Linked DNA regions of Homo sapiens: regions 2 and 3 are each linked to region 1. A link is an interaction called in ENCODE POLR2A ChIA-PET data of the cell type or tissue named here. Cell type or tissue: CD4-positive, alpha-beta T cell. All regions are shown on one strand. Each heading gives the region's core, and the rest is flanking DNA. Links, peaks and the distances in the headings are about the cores only. Region 1 has its middle 52 kb from the start of AOAH. Region 2 overlaps ELMO1 (engulfment and cell motility 1). Region 3 overlaps AOAH (acyloxyacyl hydrolase).

Region 1 (5,409 bases), core at 202-5,201:
ACGCACCTGTAGCCCCAGCTACTCAGGAGGCTGAGGCAGGAGAATTGCTTGAACAAAAGAGATGGAGGCTGCAGTGAGCCAAGATCGTGCCACTGCACTCCAGCTTGGGCGACACAGTGAGACTCTGTCTCAAAAAAAAAAAAAAAATTAAAGAAATAGAAGAGGAAGCATAAAAGGAGAGAGAGACAGAGAGGGAGGGAGGAGTGGCTAGGAAGATAGTCTGAAGGGTACTTCCAGTTCCAAGGGAAAAGTGATTTAAAGAGAAGATGTTAATAGAGAGGTCATGCAGAATAAAGACTGAGAATATTGTTGGATTGGCAGGAAGGTCTCAGTCTCATCAAATGCACAGTTTCCATTAAGTCTCAGCATGAATTGGTCAGGATTCAGTCAGAGAAGCAAATCCAATAGGGTATGTATTTTGATTATACATGTTCATTATAAACATTAAATTGGCTTGCATGTTGTAGGAATGGGTTTGGCAAGCCCAGAGTCCATAGGGCAGGTAGACGGGAAGGATGAACCACCAGCAGGCTGGAATCCCATACGCACAGGGTGGAACTGCTATCCCCAGGCAGTCAGTCAAAAAGGAAGATCCAAGGGGAATGGAGGGCACCTGCAGGGTCAGCAACTGGGTGCAGCCTCTAGCCCAGGAAAGCCCTAAGCCCTTTTTTAAAGGGCTTCCAACTCACTGAGACAGGTCTGCTTTGAATAATCTCCCTTCTGATGAACTTAAAGTCAACTGATTAGGTACTTTCTATCCGTAAAATCCCTTCACAGTAGCATCTAGATTAGTGTTAGATTGCAGAACTGGGACAACATGGAAAAGCAACTGCTTCCTCCCTTCTGTCCTCCTACTCCATGAAAGAATATGCCCTGTAGCCTGCCCTGACTGCAAACATACTAGAAAGGGAATTCTGGGGCTGTAGTCCAGCCCAGCCAAGTTAATACATCACAAAGGTATCACGCTGGTGCTGAGGGGGAGGCATGAAGAAAGCGTTTCTAAGAACTTTGGGAATAAAGTGAGAGATATCTGAAAATATAAAGAGAAACAGCTATAAGAAATCTGTGCAAGGATGGTTCCAGTAGAGAGCGAAGGAATGAAATTGTAGTTGAAGAGGACAAGAAGGCATCAGGAGCTCAGTGTTGCCAAAGGAAGGACTCGGTGCTGGGAGAGGCAATCCACCATGGCCCCAAGCCTCCCTATGCACTCCTACTGGGCATGCCAACAATGCAAGGGCCTGACCACTCATTATCTGGGCCATTTCTCAGAGCTGTGTTTACAACAGGAAATCTTGAGAAATGAGACAGCATCTGCTATAGTTTGGATGTTTACCCCTTCAAACTTCATGTTGAAATTTGATCCCCAATACTGGAGGTGGGTCCTAGTGGGAGGTATTTGGGTCATGAGGGCAGATCTCTCATAAATGGCTTGGGGGCATTCTCATAGTAATGAGTGAGTTCTTGCTCTTGTTCCTGTGGAACTTCCCCCAAGAGCTGGTTGTTAAAAAGAGCACAGCACCCACCTCCCTACTTGCTTCCTCTCTGGCCATGTGATCTCTGTACATGCTGGCTCCCCTTCACCTTCCACCATGAATGGAAGCTTCCTGAGGCCTCCCCAAAAGCAGATGCTGGTGCCAGCCTTCTTGTACAGCCTGAAGAACTGTGAGCCAGATAAACCTATTTTTTTAAAATAAATTACCTAGCCTCAGGTATTTCTTTATAGTAACACAAATGGACTAAGACAACATCTTACCCCAGACAAAGAACAGGCTTGCTTCCACTCACAGTAAAAGCAATGAATCCTCTAATTTCAGTGTTTCCCTACTGTAATGCAACCCATGGCATATTCAGGCACCCCAAGGGGTTTCTCTGTCACTCTCACGGGACTTTGGAGAGTGGGTATGGGGAAGCAACAGATACAAACCAACATGAAATTGTGGTTCCCTTTTTGCCATGAGTAATAAGTCCTTTGTCTCTGGCTGAGGAGTCTTATGTCTTCTACTAACATTGATAAAATAGTAACAGGCTAGCTTATTAGCTTCTAAGTAGGGTAAATTCCCAGACCCTTCACAATTCTTGACACTGAGGTAAAGATAAACACATTTTTAGGGGCTAATAAAAGCACTAGACTTTCAATCCAGCAGAAAACCATTCACAACTAAATGTTTTTATTTAAGTAAACTCTAGCCTTCTTTAAAATATTGATTGATTGGTTCTTATAATCTGGAAAGCAAACTAAGCATATCTCCATCTAACCCCCAAACTCTAGTTTCAAATGTATTATCTGGGTATTGGTGTAGTCTAGTGATTCGGTTATAGAATCATAAGACCTGAGCTTGAATGTAAGCTCTGAGACTTATTTTCCTCAAATATATGATAAGGACAGTAATACCTGATTCTTGTAGTGTTGCTTCATGGATGAAGTGAGATAGTATATATGATACCTAGGGTTTCAGATATAGCAGACACCTTGCAAATGCTGGTTTCCCTCTCTTTTTCTCTCTTCCCATTCCTATCACATACACAGCCTTAGAATTGTTTTCTAGTTTTTCCATGTTTTATTTTGCATGTATTTTTACTCAAGCCACTGACATTCAGCAGAAAGTCTGCCCTTTAGATACTTTAAAGGAGATCTAATCATTAACTGATTTCCATATTCCTCTCTTAAGATTTCAGCTACTTAAATCCTACCTTTTCATTTCTAGTCTGTTTCCATCATAGTCTTTTAAAATGTGCTGCTTTCCGTGTAATAAGTGCCATCTGTAAGCATTTAACATTTTTAATGCAAAGAGTGCTCACATTTACTATCCCAGGTGAGCCTCCCACAGCTCTCCATGTTCTGTATGGCGGCAGAAGCCCAGTCTTCCCCTCTGAAGACCATCAAACTAAAATGCTGCAGCATCACTAATGGTCCTGCTGTTGGTAAGGGCAGAGCTGGAACATTAACCCTGGGGTCCTGACTCTGAGCCTCATTCTCCTCCCACTTTATCTTACTGCCTGCTCTGTCCACTCTTCCCTCTTCCTGTGCCTGTTTTCCTCACCTCTGGGCTTGTTTCTTCCAAGGTCTCCTTTTGACAATATTTTTGCAATGACTCTGTATTTGCCAGGGCTCTTTCCATTTTTCCATTTCAAGTGACAGAAATCCTACTCAAAAAAGATTTATCAGCTCGTGTGCGGAGCAGTATGAGGCAGTGAGTGACGCCAGGTGAAGCTGGGGTTGAGGGCTCAAAGGTGTCATTAGGGTTTTTTTTTCTCCTGTACATTTCTCAGCCCTACTTCCTTCTGGTTTTTGGCTTCCTTCACTTCCTGCAGATGCATTTCCTTTTTGTGGTAGCAAGCGTGGCAGGCAACAGGTTCTATGTACATCTGCACTACTTGCTATTCAAGAGGAGAGAAAGTCATGTTCTTCATCTGTCTGTAGGGAATTCGCGCCATTTGGATTGTGTGCCATTCATGGGACCAATCACTGGCCGAGCTCAGCATCACATACCTGTTTCTTTAATGGGAAGGTGGGGTTCTGATTTGAATGGAAAAAGCATGCCTCAGAGAAAAAGAGTTGAAGAAGGGGCCACCTGACCAGAGAAACGCAAAGCAAAGCAAAAACCCAGCATTGTGTCAATCAAACCTTGCATTCTAGACAGTAGCAAGTAATTCAAATTTAAATACTATAAAAACTGATATATATTTTTTTCTGAATTTTTGCATGAATTTTGTCTTCACATTAAAGCTTATTCACTGAATTTCATGTGATTTAATTTAATGTCTGTGACAGCCTTTTCAGACAAACAAATTAAAATGCAGGAGAAAAAATGTTTGTCAGACCACACATCCTCATTTGGAGCTCAGAAAATGTAATCCTCGTAGGTAAGGACAGCAGAGCCTACGGGCAGGTGTGCTGTCTGTCGTGTCTCACCTGCCCACCTCCAGTGCTCCATTTCTTGGCGAGGAAGCCAGCCTGCTTGAGCACTCATTGAATATATATTTAATGGTGCGACATTTATGCGATGCCAAGGAGACTTTGAAATGACTAAATTTAAAATAGATCTTTCTACCTCAACCAAGAGAGAGAAAGCAAAAGGAAATGAAAGACACTCTGTGAGTTGAGAAGACACATTGCAAAAGAGCTAAAACCAAATATGCCTGCAGGTTTCCAAAGCAGGCTTTTGTTATTTTACTTTCTATCTCTTTTTCTCTGTCTCTTTCTTCCTTTCTACCCCAGATGTACCAGGCAAATTAGTAAACAATAATAGTAATGATGATTCTAATGATGATATTACTAAGGATAACAACCCTTTATGGAACACTCATTACATGTCAAACACTTTGCCAACCTTTTTATATCAATGATCTAATTCAATACTCACCACCAGGGAGTGAATTTTATTTGTATATTATAGGAGGAGGCTGAGGTTTAGGGACGTTCACTAACTTATCCAAGTTTATTCAGTTGATAATACTTCTAGTGGCTTCCTATTGCTCCTGCACCACATTATCATGAATCTCATGGCTTAGAAAACACACATTTATTATCTTATGTTCAGAGGCCAGAAGTCCAAAATGGGTTTCACTGGGCTAACATTAAGAGGTTAGCTATGTCCGTTTCTGGAGGTGCTGGGAAGAATCCATTTCCTTACCTTTTCTAGCTTCAAGAAGATGCCCACATTCTTTGGCTTGTGACCTTGTCAGAGATAAAAGATAGCTCTTGCCATCAAGATGCTCACAAAGGGAAGACACATAGGTAAACCAGTGATCACAGGACTTTGTGAGGATGCTGTGGGAGCAAAGAGGAGTGTATGTGTACAGTGTTGGTGTAGGGGTATGTTAGAAAAGGATTCAAATGGAAGTTGATGCCTCAGCAGAGTCCTAAGGCATGAATAGGAGTTATTCAGGCAGAGAAAAATGGGAACACACTCTAGGCAGAGGGAACAGCATGTGCATAAACATGAAGGGCAAGAGGGTACACAGCATTTGGAGAATGCAACTTGTCTGGTATGGATGGGACATAGAATCCAACTGGAGAAGAGAAAAACAAAGACATAATGAAAAAGCAGGTTTACTATTTAGGGCAAAGACTGGAGCAGAGTATTAAAAGACCCCAAAATACAGTGGCCCAAATGAGATAGCTTTTTATTTCCCTCTCATGCAACCATCCAGCAGGCCAAGGTTGGCAGGTAGCTTTGCTGTATGATGATGTTTGGGAGCCATGTTGTTCCTCTACCTTTGCAGGTAGGGATGGGCCATGGCCATTTGTGTTCCAGCTTAAGGACATAGAAAGTGAAGAAGTCTGGGGCAAGCAATTTTCTTTTAAGCAAGTAAGGTGCAAACTTCATCACATAAGGCCACACTTTACCTTATGGGAAATGCAGCTGTTAGCTGGACAATGCCAAGAGAGAATCAAGAGTGGACTAG
Region 2 (5,409 bases), core at 88-5,087, 160 kb after region 1:
AATTGCCCAGTCTTGCATATATCTTTATCAGCCACACGTAAAGGACTAAAACAGCCTTGTCCCTTCTAAAAAAAAATACTAGTACTCTACTGGCCTAATTGCAAAGTTGAGGAGAGCAGCTCTGTTTTTTGTTGCCATCCTTATCTGATGATGCAACCTATCTGATATCTTGATCAAAGTGCATTAAGGCACAAAAGGAGGCAAACCATTTAGTGAGTGGTTCTACTGAGGCTGTCTATTCAGGTGGGGCATTCTCCCAGCACAGGCACCCCCAGAATTCTCTCTCAACACTCAATGACACCACAACAGCGTTTTTCATTCAAAGGGGCACACACATTTTGAGGCTCTTAATGCTCTTACTATAAGGTGCACAGCTGAGGGTTTTGAAGGCCATTTCTAATAAGCTAAGACTACACTACTACTCCAAAAAGCCTAGGAAAATGGCTGGCCCCTCCAGTAAGAGAATAGGTGGTGGTATGCTAGACAAGAAAAAGTCAAAGCCATTTGGTCTTGAATGTTCATCTAACACTTACAAGCTGTGTGATTTTGGAAAGAAGTGAGCGACTCCCTAAATCTGAGTGATTTCATCTGTACCCTGGGCCTGCTGCAGTGCATACTGTTGGTTGCTTACCTAAGATTGCCCCCTCCTCCTTCCTAAGAGGACCCTGTTTTATTCAGGTGTCCACTCACCCTCCAGGCAGCCCTAGCACCTGAGTGAATGCTGACCACCCCACCCACCTCCAGAGGTAGCCCTGATTGGTCTGAGTGCAACTCCTTTTACTGTGACAGTATTTGGTTCAGAAATAGAAGTGGGCACAAATTCAAGCCAAGGACCAAGCAGAGGGTGGATTCAGTGTTTCTGTAATTATTTTCCATCCTTCTGGGATCACATTCTGAAGAGACCCCTGTCTCTTCCATGGGATGATGTGGTGTGCAAATGTCCCTCACTACTGCCACCCCCTTACTAGCCACTGAGCAATAAAGCTGCCACACAGAGGAGGGAAGAGCCCAGGGAATCATGGGGAAATGGGCTACCACCCCTGGATTACGCTGGCCCTGAATTCTACCTTAGTCTGGCTTCTAGTTAAAGAGCCAACACATTTTCTTCTCTCGATTTTTTAGTTTTATTTTTTAGAGATGGGGGTCTCGCTCTGTTGCCCAGACTGGAGTGCCATGGTGCAATCATGGCTCACTGCAGCCTCCACCTCCCAGTCTGAAGTGATCCTCCTGCCTCAGTCTTCCAAGGAGCTGGGACTACAGGTGTGCACCATCATGCCTGGCTAATTTTTGTATTTTTTGTAGAGATGGGGTCTATGTTACCTGGGATGGTCTCAAACTCCTGGCCTCAAGCCATTTTTCCTTCTTGGCTTCCGAAAGTGTTGAGATTATAGGTGTAAGCCACCGAATCTGGCCCATTTTCTTCTTAAAGACCATTAATGTTTGGTTTTCTGTTGCTTACAAATGAAAGCATATGAAAAGCTAAAGATATCTGTTAGGATTTTGGGGAAGATACATTAAAAAAAGAATGTGCTTAACACAGGATTAAGTATAGAGTAAGCACTGAAAATATGGTATTTCCTTTTATTGTAGTTTCTTTTTTGGGCCACACTGCTTCACCTCAATTAGGGGGTTCTCCCAGGGATCTACTTCAGTTTTATTCGGGCACAGGGACATCACTGGCATTTTAAATGTTGGGAGGCTTTGTTTTATTTTTGGCAGTCTCTAGGGGCAGGGGAAAGAACTATATTCAACAAATCTTTAGCACCGGTTATGGTTTTAATTTTGCTCCCCCCAAAAGATATGCTGAAGTCCTCACACCAGTACCTCAGAATGTGACACTATTTGGAAACAGTGCCATTGCAGATGTAATTAGTTACGATGCAGTCATACTGGAGCAGAGTTGGCCCCTAGTCCAGTATAACTGGCGTCCTTATAAGAAGATGGCAATATGAAGACAGTCACACAGGGAGAACGCCACGTGACAACAAAGGCAGAGACTGAAGTGATGCAGCTGCAAGCGAGGAAATGCCAAGGATGGCCAGCAATTCAACAGAAACCTGTGAAAGGCAAGGAGAGATTCCCCTGCAGATTTCAGACAGAGCAAGGCCCTGTGAGCCATGCTCCAAAACTAGGAGACCATAACTTTCTCATAGCCTCCAAAACTATGAGACCATAATTTCCTGTTGTCTGAAGGCTCCTCATTGGTAGTACTTTGTTACAGCAGCCCTAAGCAATGAACACAGTGCTTATTCAGAAACATGTAATGGAAGAAAATCAAGTGTAAACCAGACATTTAAAATCCCTTGTCTCTTTAAAGGATTTCAGACTGTTATCAGATGTCCTCTATTGACAATAGTGTATGCTACTGCTAATAGTCTAAGATTTCCTCCCTAAAAGCACCACAATACCCGTTGTTTAAAAATAATAATGGTTTGCTCAGTCTTTTTATTTGAATAAAATTAAATGCAACAGTGAGAGGTATAAAACAAAAGTGGAGCTCCTACAGCTGAAGGAAGCTGGAGGGATTCAGACTTGCTGCTAACACTCTCTAGTGGCCCCTGAGGCCACTCATGGAACTGCCAGGTGCCACAGAACTCAGGCTGAGAAACACTATTCTAGAAGCTGCAAATAATGTCTGCTTATGGTCGCATCCAGGAGTACAGTAGGAGTCCTCTTAAAAGACGGCCACCATAACAGACTTGCCAGTTTATGAAACATCCTCCATCCTTTTTCTAAAATATACTGACTGCTGCCCAGGCTGACACTCCAAGCTCACAGTCAAGATGCTGGAATGCCCCTGGGTTTCTGCTCCCACCAGCTGAGATGTGAGATTTAGGGATCTTTGTCTCCAAATGTGTTTCTTCCAGTTATAGTTGTCATTGTAATTATGTAATTTGATTGCATATTATATACACTGATGAAATATGAGTAGAAAAAGCTCCAAGTTGAATGCTTTGAAAGACTGGATAAAAACAAGTTGCTGAAACCAAGCCAAACCTGCTGTTGAACCACATGTGGGTGGGTCAACCACAGAAAACTGGAAGAGATTGTACTTAGATAACTTCAAAAGTGTCTTCAGAGCTTGTTCCACTTTAAGAAAACTGAAACTGGAAATCACAGATGATGTCTTTTTGGCATGGTTTATCTAAGAATGGTAATTAGAAACTCCAATCTGCAAATTTAAGAAAAAGCTTGAGTCTCACATTAAAAAGTTGGTGATTTAACATGCATTTGTATGTTTTAAGTTAAAATAAAATATTTAAGGTATGCATATATCATATTATGATTAACCATAACCACTGTCATCAACTTTTTAATTAACTAATCAGCTGCCAACTCCTGATGCATGAGCTAAGAGGGCCTTTATTACAGTTTCTTCATTTTGGATACTGTGTTCTTGGATGGGAAAATCCTATTTCTCTATTTTAGTTGTCATCAATGGCTACCTAGAATGTAAGGTCCATGAGAGAGATTTTTTTGTCTATTTTGTTCAGTGACGTCAATTTTCAAAAAATTCAATTGATTTAAACATCAAAGATTAGCTGGGCATGGTGGTGCATGCCTGTAGTCCTAAGTACTCGGGAGGCTGAGGTGGGAGGATTGTTTGAGCCAGGGAGTTCCAGGCTGCAGTGAGCTATAATCGTACAACTGCACTCCAGCCTGGGTGACAGAGCAAGACCTTGTCTCTTAAAAACAAAGCTATAGACATTGCTAATTAAAAAAAAAATGAACATGTATTTACCTGCAAAATTGTTTAAGCTAATACAAATAGAGACTAACCCCTAAAGTACTATGGACATAACTGTATTTTAACACATTTAAGAAATGAGTTTTTTTTTTTTTATCTCCTAGCCACAGCATACAAAGGCCAAAGACTTGGCCACTTACCGAAGACAGAGTCTAAGATCTGCTCCAAGACTTAACCTAGTCAGGCTGGGGGCTCAAGTACTCATAGAAGACTTAACCTAGTCAGGCTGGGGGCTCAAGTACTCATAGAAGACTTAACCTAGTCAGGCTAGGGGTTCATGTACTCATAGAAGACTTAACCTAGTCAGGCTAGGGGTTCATGTACTCATAGAAGACTTAACCTAGTCAGGCTGGGGGCTCAAGTACTCATAGAACAACTCTTCCCGCAGGCTCTGTGTGTTTCACTTCCAGCAAGTCTACACAGAGTAGATCCTATTCCAACTTGGATATGTTTTGATTCAGCTCACTTAACCAAGAACTACATTTTTAAAATATTCTCAGAGATGAAGTGGTGAACAGAATACATGGGAAGCATTGCTGTGGCTCTGGACCATGCCACATATAGACAAGGGTTCCCATGTTCAAAGTGCAGATCAACCCTTTCCCTGGGATGGCGGGGGGTGCCCCACTCTCAGAAAGCCAGGCCGACAAGGAGAGAGCAGGAATTGCAAAAGCCCACCCTCCTGCTTTCACTGCTCAGGGATCTGGGAGGCAGAGGGGCCAAGTGGCTGGCCGGAGGCATGCGTGGAGTGGCATCTGACCCACAATAAGAAAACAAATTTCCTGTTTTATTCTTCACAACACTGTATGCTCCTGGCAAAAGCAAACCAGTATGAATGAATTCATAACACACACCTTATCCTTACATGTGACGTGTGCTCAATAAATACTGGTTGGTTTTATTGCCTGACTCCACAGGTGGCAATTGACAGGATTTTGGGTGTGGAAATGATCAAGACTTTGTAAACGGGAAGAATCTGGAGTGGCATATGTTGTTGCCATTCCCCTAACCCCATTAGCAGCTGGGTGAGTGAAGAGTAAATAGACAACCATCTCCTAGTTCTGAGGCTGCTTTCCCTGAAGGGACTTTCTAAATGAGAACCTTGCCTAAATTGGCAATTAACCCAAGCTTAACAAGGGCTTACAGTCACACTGGGGCAAATCTGGTGAAAGCAACCTTAGATAGAATAGGCCAAGGAGAGCCTTCTACACTCACACTGTATGTGAGAAAGCAAGTGAGTAGTAGTATTCAAGTCTTTCATTCCTAGGGGTGATTATTTCTACAGTGGGACTTAAGGAGAATAGGGAACTACCAAAGCTCCTCTGAGGCTGCCCTTTTGGGTTGCAGGTATTTGTATATTCTTTAGCCCTTAAGAGGGTAATTTAGTGATTTAAAGCACAGGCTTGGGCAAGATACAATTGTAGTTTAGAATATTAGTTCTGATACTGGGCAAGATACTTATAAATTCTTAAAGCCTCAGTTTCTTTTTGGAGGGGACATGTATCTACTTCAGAGTTCTGTTGTGAATATTGAGTATAGTAATCAATGCAAATTGCCTAGCACATAGATGTTCATGAAATATTAGTTAATTGACAACTATTAGTAACAATAATAATGACAAATTAACAATCTTAGGGAAATAAAAGAAACTCTCACCAAGT
Region 3 (5,409 bases), core at 219-5,218, 84 kb before region 1:
TCAGCCATCTCCGCCTGTCTCCAGTGGGCTCACCTCCCCTTCCAGTTGAATTGTTAATTTCAGGTGTGCAGTGAGATGTGTTCTGAATCCTTTAGCAGCAAAAATGGAGAAACTGACTTTTCTACAGTTTCTAATAAGAGGTTTCGCTTCCTTGACAGGCTAACGAATGTTTTTCCTGGGAGAGATGCACGGGCAGAGTAATTCCTCCCATTACAGACTATTCTCTGGCTGCTAATAAAAGACCTGGCTCTGTTAAAGTGAATTTGTCAGAGTTGCTGTTCATTTAGGAAGTGAGAAGAGGGGGCGAGAGCTATGCATTTTGCTCAGTGGTCACCATCTGAAATCTCACATATGGAAAATCTCTTCTCACCTGGTATCTGAAAATAATGAGTACAATAGAAACAGACACTCCTGGTAGCACAGGAAAAGAAGCAAATGGGCCCGAATAAAAACAGCTGCCAGAGGGATCACATCTGGCCACATACCTCAGGTAGACTGCAGACTGGGCCAAGGAATCCTTTTGATGTGAAACAGGCTCTTGAAACTCTAATTATAATCATATCTGTGCTGGCTGGAAATACAGCCAACTGCAGAGAGTGGTCTATTAGATTTCCCATTTGTCTGAAACCCACACTTTGCTGAAAAGCCTTGAAAGCACCTGGCAGTTGTCAGAGCCACAGTCAGCATGACTATACTTCCTTTTTGACCCTGAGTAGAAGCATGAATAATTCATCACATTGCTAGAGTGTACCTTACGGTTTTCAAAATGTTTTTTGCATATATTATTATCTCATTCAAACTTCACAACAACTCATAGATCTACGAATTATTACTCTCATTTTACAGATGAGCACATGGAGGCTGAGTGGATAAGTACCTTGCCAAGTATACAGCTAGTAACAGGGGAAATTGAGACTTGAACACAATATTTGGTGAAAAGAAAAGAAGAAAGAAAGGTGTAAAAATAATCACCTAAAATGTATCTTACTGCTGGCCTTGTTTCCCTAAGATGCTAGTTACTCAGAGAGCATGGCACACAACGCCGGTGTGAATCTCATTGCACCTTACCCTTTCTTTCTTCTGCTTCCTCATCTTAGAGTCTGGACATGGATAGAGAGAGACAAAGGAGGAGAAAGAGAATGGAAAGGAGGAAAAGGAAGGCTACCTAAGGTGCTCTGGTATAGTAGAGAGTAGAAGAATTGGGAGGTCAGAGAGACCTGGACTCAAATACCCCTTCTATTACTTATGAATTGGTGCATTTGGTAGGATTTTGGCACCCATGGAATGGAATAACAATGCCCCTTGTTTGGTATATTGGAAACAGCCACATAGTTTTTGCACTTCCTCCCATGAAGTGATGGTGTCTATATCCCAGCCCTTTGAATCTGGCCTTGTGACTTGCTTTGACCAGTATGTGAAGGAAGGGACAGTGTGTCAGATTGTAACTGAGTCCTCCAACAGCTTTTCAGCTTCCACTTTTGCCCTCTTTGACACTGCAGCTGTGAGCCTGAGCCAACCTGCTGGAAAGGCCCCATGACGGAAAACCGAGGTGCTTCAGCCAGCAGATCACCTAGATCATTCCAGATCACCCTGTCCCTGCCATTTCATCATCTACCAGCTGAGCGCAGCTGCAGGAGTGAGCCCCAGGAGACCAACTGAAGAATTATCCAACTGTGCCCAGCTCACAGAATATCTTGGGCTCATAAATGATGGTTGTGTAAGTGTGGGGTGGTTTGTAATACAGCAAAGGCTATCTGTACATCTGGCAAAAGTGTCATGAGGCTTACGTGATACCACACATAAAATGCACATGGTGCCTGGCATGGAGCAGGCATTTAGCAAACATTAGTTCCTCTCCCGTCTACTAAGGCCACCACAGGGAAGACACATCTTCTCCACGAACTCTTTGAAAAATAAAGGCACAGAAGCTCATCTTTGAAAAATATGTTGCATTATCAACAACATTTTTACTTTCATAGGGCTGAATCTTCTTTTATTGCAGACAACTAGTGTTTTCATTACATTTGAGTAGATTAGACTCTGTGGCCTAACCTAACTACTACTTGAAACATTTTTTTTTTATGAGAAAATGCTCAGTGGGTTCAAAATTGCCAACGTTGCCAAGAACATTGTCAACCAGAGAGGCACTGTTTTGGGCAATTAGTGGTGAAAACAAAGGCTTAGGGCATTGATAAGTGAGCAAAGCCCAAGCAAGGCGTGAGAAGAAATGAGCAGGCTGTGTTAAGAGACATAAGGTGACTGGTTTAGCTGATTTAGAAATATACTAAAAATGAAAGTGAAGATGTCAGGACACATTCATCCTGTCATTTATTCAACGTGTACTTTTCAGCACGTACTATGTGCCCAGAAGCTTGAAGAGACACATATGAATAAAAGAAGTCACAGACAGGTGGGGCAAACTGATATCTAAATAAACAATCCCAGAAACCCGTAAGTATTGTGATAGAGGAACCTGGTAGTGCTTTGGGGACACACTGGTGTAATCTCTCAGTGATAGCCTCTCAGAGGAGCTGAGTCTTAAGGGATAGGAGGAACTCATTCATCAGAAAAAGGAGAAAAAGCTTTCCTACTCTTAAAAAAGTGTAGGATTTTTTAAGAATTGGAGGTAAGAAATAGAAGAGTTGGCCAAGGCTAAAATTCAGAGTCAGTGGGAATGGAAGAGTGAGAGAGGTAGGAAGGGGCTAGATTGTGAAGCACCTTGAAGGCCATACTACAGACTATAGGCTTCAAGAAGTAGTCTAGAGTGCAGACTGTGAACTAATGGTTTTCAATGTTTTGCTCTGTATCTTCTAAAATAAATTTGAAAAACTACAAACTTACACATTTTAATGGATATCAAGAAATTATTAATGGATATCTATCTAGTTACAAAAGATATAAATTTGGACAGACTGTAAATATTACAGTGGAACTGTTACAGTAACCTTCTATGTGTATCCAAAGGTATCTAAATACTATAGTGACTTCTACCTAGTCTCATCCACTTAAAAATGAGACTTTAATCTTATTTCACACTGATTAATTTTGCATTGATAATTCCTCTTCTTGAATTGAAAAGCCCACCTCCTTGAATTCTTCTTCAACCACAGAATTTTATCCAAATTTAATGTATTTTTATAGTTGAAATTATTTTTTTGATCACACTATTGATCAATAAAGTATTAGTATTGATCTCAATACTAAAAACGTGTATAAAACTTAAAAATTTTAATTTCCTGTGATACTTCAAGTTTGGAGTCTGGATTGAGCTTTCTTTGTTAGTAAAATTAGCTTATCTAAGCAACAGATTGCCAATTTGATAAACTATTATTAGGCGATAAAGGTAAAATGTTATTGGAATTGCACCTCTTAATGACATTTTTGAGACTTTTTAATTGGTACCTATGTCTGTTGAGAAATACCACTTATTCATGTAAAGTGACAAAGTTCAGCATCACTTTTGTTCCTCTTTTTCATTGTTAAACACGTAAGTACTGAGAAACATGTTTACTTGAATAAATAGATCAGAATTGAAGGACCTTTGATATAGCAATGTCACAGAATTCTTTGAACTTCTTCTGAGGTAAATGCCAAACATGTTGGAGTGAACTATCATTGAACATTATTTTAAATGGTCTATAAACTGACAATTTCATTAAGTTCCCCTTCCATTTTACTGGAAGCAAAGAACTAGATACTACCTGACTTATAAAAATACGTTAAATCAATCATCTTTTACTTTCTCATTTTTTTGTGGGGGGAGTATGCAAAAAAATTTATCGCAGTTACTATTTTACTTAGCAAGACCCTGTGAAAGCCTAATGCACTCAGGGCCAGGTGTGGTGGCTCACGACTGTAATCCCAGTGCTTTGGGAGGCTGAGGCGGGCGGATCACCTGAGGTCAGGAGTCTGAGACCAGCCTGCCCAACATGGCAAAATCCTGTCCCTGTTAAAAATACAAAAAATTAGCCAGGTGTGGTGGCATGCACCTGTAATCCCAGCTACTTGGGAGGCTGAGGCAGAAGAATAGCTTGAACCTGGGAGGTGGAGGTTGCAGTGAGCCGAGATTGCACTCCAGTCTGGGTGACAAGAGCAAAACTCCATCTCAAAACAGAACAAAAAACCACTCAGAAATAACTGGATAATGAAAATATTGTCCTTTTCAATACACTTTTGTCTATACTATATTTTAAAAAAAATCCTTTATCTTAAGGTGTGCTTTATATACATTTTTGTCTAATGTTGGAGCTGAGATTTACTTCATTCAAGTTATAAAAAATGTCCTCTGTATAAACCAAAATGACAAATCCATATTTTATTATTAAAGAAATTAATCAATCGATTTTTTCTTTCAGAAGAATGTAACTTCATTTTTCAACTCACTTCAATATTTGCATTCTAAGGCCAATAGTTAGACATAAAAAGATATAGAGAATGGGATAGATGATAGAAAAATGAATGGATGAGTGGATGGATAGATTGATGGATGAATGGTTTCAAAGAGGATAGACAGATGATGGATGGAATGGATATATAGGTAAATAGATAGGGAGAGAGGGAGAGAAAGAGAGAGAGAAATAATTTTACACTCTGCCCAATATTATTCTGTCTTTATACACAAACCTACTTGCTAAGGTGGAAAGTTTTCAACTGACAACAAATGCTTACTACTGCCAAAATTTTCGCAATTGTTTCATTGACTGTCTATTTAACTGTTCAAATTTAGAAATATAACAAAAGAATAGAAGAAGATCCAAAGCCCACAAATGTATACCTAGACAATTTTGAAAGAAAATATACCAAAATACCAAAATATCAATAGTGATCATCAGGATTTGGGAATTGCAATTGATTATATTTTTTAAAAGTACTCTTCTATATCCAAATCTCTGTGAAAACCATGCATTCTTTTATAATTAGAAAAAAGCAAATTCTACTTTATCAAACATAACTTATTAAATATGTTTCTTAATAGCTGCCTTCTACCTTAATACTTTTTGGAACAACATGAAATATGAAAATTTCTAGAATACCATTTTGTGTTTCAGGATGTCTGCTAGGCGTTTTTTACAAATTCTATCTCATTTAATCTTCACAATGTTCTCATAAGATTGCTTCTTTCCACATTTCCTTAGAAATCTGAGGCCCAGAAAGGTTAAACAATGTACTTTAATCCTTTCAGATCAGCAGTGGCTAACCAGTGATTCAAATTCTGAACTATTTTACTTTAAAATTTATATTCTCCTAAGTGCCACACTACATATATTAAAACAGCATCCTTCCAAATTGAAAATTATCAATCATGTTAATTAAAACAATCATTGCTATACTAACATCTATGGGATTTGCAAGTATTGCTTCCAAATCTGTGGCTAATCTTTTGGTTTTGTAATGATGCTTTCCGGAGAG

Evidence for each region. Peaks named below come from ENCODE experiments on the same cell type or tissue, not always from the same donor. Only the 100,000 strongest peaks of a DNase experiment are listed, where the experiment ranks them.
Region 2: POLR2A ChIA-PET joins it to region 1 with 7 read pairs; 1 of 35 experiments calls an interaction of 5 or more read pairs at or near these places.
Region 3: POLR2A ChIA-PET joins it to region 1 with 6 read pairs; 2 of 35 experiments call an interaction of 5 or more read pairs at or near these places.

Annotation. Positions count from the first base shown.
Region 1 is chr7:36,773,970-36,779,378 of GRCh38, forward strand. No RefSeq gene overlaps it. Among named protein-coding and RNA genes, the nearest start is that of AOAH, 52 kb to the left of the region's middle. In CD4-positive, alpha-beta T cell, for the core only: no CTCF peak of the experiment used is centred there; DNase peaks (open chromatin) are centred at 1,502, 1,902 and 3,272; H3K4me3 peaks cover 1,138 bases; H3K27ac peaks cover 257 bases.
Region 2 is chr7:36,935,341-36,940,749 of GRCh38, forward strand. The region is part of intron 16 of ELMO1 (engulfment and cell motility 1); the gene reads right to left. Among named protein-coding and RNA genes, the nearest start is that of MIR1200, 19 kb to the left of the region's middle. In CD4-positive, alpha-beta T cell, for the core only: no CTCF peak of the experiment used is centred there; a DNase peak (open chromatin) is centred at 3,021.
Region 3 is chr7:36,690,384-36,695,792 of GRCh38, forward strand. The region is part of intron 1 of AOAH (acyloxyacyl hydrolase); the gene reads right to left. Among named protein-coding and RNA genes, the nearest start is that of AOAH, 31 kb to the right of the region's middle. In CD4-positive, alpha-beta T cell, for the core only: no CTCF peak of the experiment used is centred there; no DNase peak of the experiment used is centred there; H3K27ac peaks cover 614 bases.